Regions from separate parts of the Homo sapiens genome. Here region 2 is linked to region 1. The links are chromatin contacts, found by Hi-C or POLR2A ChIA-PET in ENCODE. All regions are on one chromosome and are shown on one strand. Each heading gives the region's core, a stretch centred on a gene start or an enhancer-like site at or near the end of the contact. The rest is flanking DNA. Distances are from core to core; before and after follow the strand shown. Region 1 has its middle 190 kb from the start of LINC02343. Region 2 has its middle 82 kb from the start of LINC02343.

Region 1 (3,179 bases), core at 256-2,755:
TATTATTATTAGCTTGGGACCAACTACCTGGAAGCAAGAGACTGTGTCTTCAAAAATTTGTTTCTTACCCCACAGAGCTTAGTCCTGTGACTCACACACAATCAGGAGAAGGACAATTAATATTTGGGTCTTTGCCTTGCTGATATGCCAGGTAGAGAAATGTTTACACATTAGGAAAAAAAAAAAAAAAACCTTGCGATATAGAGAGTATTTTTCACAATATCTGGAGAGAAATTTCATCTGATTTGGAATTATAGGTTGAAGGACTAGACACGACCAGGATACGTCCTGAGACTGAGGGACAAATCCTTATTCTAGCCACACGCAAACAGCGGATTTTGAAAGCTGCCTCCAGCAATATAAAAGAACCTCAGAGCTGTGACTCAGCACAGGGTTATAACACTCTGATTTATCTTTCTCTAATCTCTTCCTCAAGGTCTGAAAGAATCTACTGTGCAATTTAGCAGAAAAAGTAGACAACCTCCGCCCGGCTCTTGTGCTCCGGTAATCCTCTCTCGAACCTGTGAGCAATTTCCAAAATCCGGTCTCTTTCTTCTAGCTCTGGTGTAAATGTCTTAGAAAGACTTGTAAACCAGAACAAGAATTCAAATAACCTGCCAGGTCAGTGTGCTTGCATAGACTTTTGAAGTTTAGAAAGATGTATGTATGACCAGAACCCCAAAGAGCTAAGCAAGATGACTGGAGGTTGCTGTTTCCAAACACCATGTCTGCACGCAGGGAAAATGTAAGCAGGTTTAATTGTCAGGATCTCAGTACTCTGATCCCGCCTACAGTCCATCCTCTCCCAGGAACTCAGAACTCTAAGCTCTTTCTCCAAGAACTGCTGGGAGGGGACCCTGGATTTTCCTTGGGGAAAATCCAGTGTTGCCAGGCTGATGACAGATTGCTGTTTGGTATTATTAACAGATATCAGTTGAGGTTGGCAAAACCTCTCTCCTTCCTTCTGCCCCCTTGCCTGTCGATATTTATTGATTCTCCATAGCGTTTAGAGCTGAATTTAACTCCCCATTTTTTCTCTTCTCAGCCTCTCCCTGTTAACAGGTTCATCCTCTAATTCTGAGTTGAAAAATGGATCCCCTTCCCTTCCAAAGCAGGGAAACTTGACTACAGGCGATCACATTTTTTTTTTTAAATGTGTTAAGAATCACAGCAGTTGTCCACTGTTGACAAAATGCTCAAAGGACAGAGGTGTGAGGGCTTGTGAGAAAATCCACAAATTCATCATGAAGTCCGTCATGGCAGTTAACTTGAAAACCAGGGATGACAATGTGGGTGACACCTCCTTCTTAGAGTGTCCCATCGCAGAGAACAGGGGTGGCTTGATCTGTACGGCATCCAGCATTGTGGGGCCTATGGTAAGCATTCCGAGAAATAGGGGGAGCATGTAGCATCACAGGCAAGAGGCGAGATGAATGAACTTTCTGTTCATTTGAGAGTGCAGACAGAGGTAGGAGGAAGTAGGTGGAAATGAATCAGTGAAATAAACCGGCATCTGCTCGCACACGGAGCATGCCGTTTCCTGACATGACTCACTGCCCAGCTCCTCCTGCCGCCTCTGACTCACCGTGCAGAGAGGCTGGTTTCTAAGGAGACCACTGAGGGCTGGGCAGTAGCCACCTGTGTAGACACTGTGCTCACATGGCCGTGGAGCCTGTTATCTAGAAAGCCTCATTTCTTTAAATGTCATTAGAGAGAGAGAGAAAAAATATTTCTTAAGGTTATTCTTGAGGTTATTTACAGACACACATCTGCTAGGAAGGAATGAAGTTCTTTGTTTGTCCAAAATAAGCAATTGATCCATGTTTTGGCCAACAGAGCTGTGCTAAATGCTGGGCACATTTGGAATGACTGGGGGATAGGGGAAGGATGCAGGAATGAAGAAGAGAAAAATGGAATTGATATTTCAAAATAAAATGCAAGTAAATCTATGACATATACTTACATAATAGTGGCTCACATGTTTAGTACTCACTGTATGATGGACATTGCCAATAAAAGATCAGTAAGCCCAGTTCCTCCCCTCTCAGAGCTAGTAGGTCCCAGGACGGTGGAGACAGCGAGCTTCTCAGAGAGCAGCTTTTCTGCAACTCATGGAGGGTGGAGAGAGAAGTTAATGTACCCAAAGTGAGAGACACAGATGGCACCTACAGGAGCCTTTCCATTCTCAGGCCACCCAGAATCTCAATTAGTCCCACACAATGGTGTAGAAGCTCTCATCTAACTTGGTTCATTGAATGAGTTTGAAAATAATGGTAATACTGTTTGTCAGTAAAGAGATGCTGGCAAAATACTCCAAAAGTTTCTGCTCTTAAAGAGTTAACTACTTCCCCTGAATACCTATTTGTATTTTTTAATAGCTTCAAAATACCTTATCACAGGCAATGGAAAAACAACAACAACAACAACAACGTCAACCTAGCCAGTGTCAAAACTATCGTAAGTTCCCAACTAATGAATTTTAAATTTTCATGAGCTTCTATTAGGTATTTTGTACCCTTAGTTTTTTTACGCCACCAACACTTTTCATCAAAAGGGCATGAAAACATTGTGTGTTTTTAAAGGGTAAGAAAATTCTGAGGTCTTATTTTCCTTTTAACCTTATGTTCAATAAGCTCACATCCTTGCAAAGGAAGTACATAATTCTACCATAAAAATCAGCCTTTCATGGATTCAGAGTTTTTAAGAAAGTCTAAAGTAAATTTATCTGAAAATAAATCTTCCTGAGAAAAAATACATTTTTTTCCTGGAGTCGTTTTTAAAAATATGACTTGATATTATAGCTGTATGAAGGAGTATCTGAAGTACTGACTTCTTATATCATTCCTTTACATTTTCCTCAGAGTTTTGAAATTGCTCCCTATTGAACGAGCCTATTCTCTGTGCAGAGGAAGCTTTTTACACCTTCTATAGGCGTGGAAGGCAGCAAGAATAGATCTCTGGATTGGATTGTTTCTGTTTCTCCCTCCTTCTCTCTCTCCCTTCCTTCCTTCATTCCTCCCTTCTTTTTTTCTTCTTGCCATTAATAAGCGTTTTTTGAACCCCAGAGTTGACCACATATTTGCTCTTCTACCTTTACTTTGGGTTTCTTTGGAAGATACATACAAAGATGGTATCTCAAGGTCCCTGGAAGAGTCAAGGCAGAGAAGATCCTCTATACA
Region 2 (3,179 bases), core at 282-2,781, 110 kb after region 1:
TCTAGAATGCTGTCTGCTTCTGAAAATAAACATCATGGTCAGTTTTACCTTGAGGTTTCCAATGAGTATACAGTTTTAAGAATCCAAAGGGGCTTTATTAAGCATAAGTCCCTAAAATTTTGCTGCAGAGAAGAACTTGGTACGGTCCCTTCGAATGGAGTTTAAGGGCAACATTTTTCTGATGTCTTTTCCAAAGGACACAAACTCTGGGATCTAGATCACGAAATTTCTGGTGTCACCATTTGGTGGGTCATGAAGGGCTTCTTTTACCTGGTGAAGATATACTTTGCCTTAATGTACTAAAGCTTTGCCATACTGAGTCCTGTCAGAGTTTGTAAGAGCAGGTGACACATGAGGTTCTATTATTAGGAGAACAGGCCTTCTAGTAACTATTTTATAAAAGGTCAATCTATGTTTTCTAGTGGGAGTGGATCTGATCACCATCAATTGGTAATACTTTTGACCAAGGCAATCCAATTGATTCAGTTCGCTTTGTCAAATGTTGTTGTGTTTGTAATATTTTGTTTATCTGTTTTACAACTTGCCCAATGAAACCAGTACCTCCAACACCGAAGATTTTTTCAGTAATGTTCCATAAGAGAAACACATTTTCCAACGACCTTTCAGCTGCTGTTATAACATTGGCCTTCCTGCCTGAGAAAGCTTCTCTATAACCAGAAAGCATGAATTGAAGCCGAAAATTGAATGAAATCCATCTGTAAGTGTTTAAATAATCCAGCAGGTACCAGAAATGTATCACCTGAGGTTTTTGTTATCTTATCAGAATTATGAGTTTGAGAAACAAAACATTGGTTATAAACCAGTTTAGCAATTTTAGAACAGTCACCACACTATTTATTTCACAACTTGTATAGTTTTATCTACCCTATGATAAGTCATAGAGCTTAATGGAAGATTTAAGGACCAGTCAGCCATTTGGGTTCTCTATGAGTCCACGCTTAACACTAGATTTACATGCTTTTGAATACAAGTTTTGTTTCTCAAATTCAGGTGTTTATCATAGGTAATTTGACTTGGGTCAGTCTTATAAAGTTCATTCAAATTGCATATGTTAACAATTTCAGTACTGGCTGGCAGCATAAAAATCTTCTGAAGCTTTTCCTTGATATTCACTTAGTTCTCATTCTGTTTGATGTTGGGCTAGCAGACGTATGAACCAATCAGTTTCTTCGTTACAGTTCTGAGAATTCTTACTGAGATGAGTGGTATGATCTTAAAGTTGTCAGAAACCTGTACTTGTCAAATTCCTTTCCATGAATCCCCTTGAAGACAACGCATGTCAGATTTATAGTTGTTTGTAATAGCATTCAGGAAAAGACTAGAGTAAAACAATTAATTATTTGTGAATAATAATACTTAAAATTGTCATGGCTAAAGATCTAATGACAATTTACTATAATAATGATGCAATTGACAAGGAGATCTAATTATTTCTGTGATACACAATGTTTTAGGATAATACTTAGAATTATGACTCATTGCATACCAAGACTATCAGATTTCTGTGAATTTTATACAATTTATGAGACACACATTAATAATACACCAATACAAATATGACTCAAAGAAAGTTTAGCATTACTCATTATTTGACAATGCTTCCCATATAATTTAATATATTAAATTAGCCCAATCATCTTAACATATCTCTTTTCTATAAGGAAAGATATCCTTTTGAGATGTTCTAAGGGTCCATCTCAAAAATTCCAAAGTTAATTTGAAGTCAAGAAAAAGACAATTTATAATTGGATTTTTGAAAGTTTGTCAAAATATCAACGGTTTAAAACATTTGATCAAAATAAGATTACAGGTAACTGTAAAATAATAGTCATTTGTGGCCTGGCGCAGTGACTCATGCCTGTAATCCCAGCACTTTGGGAGGCCGAGGCGGGTGGATCACGAGGTCAGGAGATCAAGACCATCCTGGCATCCTGGCTAACGTGGTGAAACCCCGCCTCTACTAAAAATACAAAAAATTAGCCAGGTGTAGTGGTGCACATGTCTGTAGTTCCAGCCACTTGGGAGGCTGAGGCAGGAGAATCGCTTGAACCTGGGAGGCGGAGGTTGCAGTGAGCCGAGATCGCACCACTGCGCTCCAGCCTGGGCTCCAGAGTGAGACTCTGTCTCAAAAAATAATAATAATAAAAATAATAATAGTCATTTATTTAACCAGATGGATAATTGAAAGACTTCAAAGGCAAATGCAGAAAGTTACATAGTTGGAGAAAAACCCTAACTCTGCAGAAACTGGACTGGTTCTCTAGAGAAGCACAGGTTCTGGGTCCATAGTTCTTATACATAAAATCGGCTGAAGTTCCAGATGCAGGGGTTCTAGTCTCCTTCAATCAAGACAAACTGATGATTCCCTGTATTCTAGTAAACTTACCCACCTATTCTGAACCCAGCCCAGTTTTGGTCTGATCTGTCAGAAACCCGAGGCCTTCCCTACAAGACCCAGAACTGTTTCTGTCACCACTTCTGAAGCCAGTACAGACTTTTTTATTTTACAGATAAATTCAGAGGGATCAAAGCACATGTTTGTGGAACTGAAATCTGAGAGAGAACTCACTCATGACCCCAGAGGGTACTTTTGTTTGGTTACTTGCTGCTTCTGGGGTGGGGGTCACTGAAGGTCTACTTTGGATCCTACTTTTTTTTCTCTCTTTTTTTTTGAGACAGATTCTCACTCTGTCACCCAGGCTGGAGTGCAGTGGCATGATCTCAGCTCGCTGCAACCTCCGCCTCCTGAGTTCAAGCGATTCTCCTGCCTCAGCCTCCTGAGTAGTTGGGATTACAGGTGTACACCACCACACCTGGCTAATTTTTTGTGTTTTTAGTAGAGACGGGGTTTCACCATGTTGGCCAGGCTGGTCTCAAATTCCTGACCTCATGATCCGCCCACCTTGGCCTCCCAAAGTGCTGGGATTACAGGCGTGAGCCATCGCACCCAGCCTTGGATCCTACTTCTAATGATGACTTATTAAAAGAAAAACTTTAGACAAATTCAGCACAACAAAATTTATTTAAGCAAAAAACAATTCATGAACCAGCCAGCTCTCAGAAACATAAGAGTTTCAGAGAGCTCCACCCCAGCATGTGGGCAGGCATTATTTATAGATAGAAAAAGGAAATGATGTAAAGAAACAACTTGATTGGGC

What was found. Hi-C counts contacts between places; a loop is a spot of excess contacts on that map. ChIA-PET counts read pairs that join two places held with the same protein, here RNA polymerase II (POLR2A). Pooled maps may share reads with other maps.
Region 2: a map of PC-3 shows a loop between it and region 1 (7-fold over the local background). The contact joins two enhancer-like sites. A Hi-C loop is called at or near these places in 3 of 168 maps with a recorded cell type or tissue (Calu3, PC-3 and endothelial cell of umbilical vein) and 2 of 50 pooled maps. POLR2A ChIA-PET finds 5 or more read pairs at or near these places in 2 of 52 experiments (A549 and endothelial cell of umbilical vein).

The regions. Positions count from the first base shown.
Region 1 is chr13:34,155,651-34,158,829 of GRCh38, forward strand. No RefSeq gene overlaps it. Among named protein-coding and RNA genes, the nearest start is that of LINC02343, 190 kb to the right of the region's middle. RefSeq lists an enhancer at 903-2,102 and a silencer at 1,611-1,670. Within about 2 kb of position 1,506, at least 13 of the 41 ENCODE cell types and tissues checked have a DNase peak (open chromatin) inside an H3K27ac peak, as active enhancers do; they include PC-3, where a contact is called at or near this core.
Region 2 is chr13:34,263,985-34,267,163 of GRCh38, forward strand. No RefSeq gene overlaps it. Among named protein-coding and RNA genes, the nearest start is that of LINC02343, 82 kb to the right of the region's middle. Within about 2 kb of position 1,532, at least 2 of the 41 ENCODE cell types and tissues checked have a DNase peak (open chromatin) inside an H3K27ac peak, as active enhancers do; they include PC-3, where a contact is called at or near this core.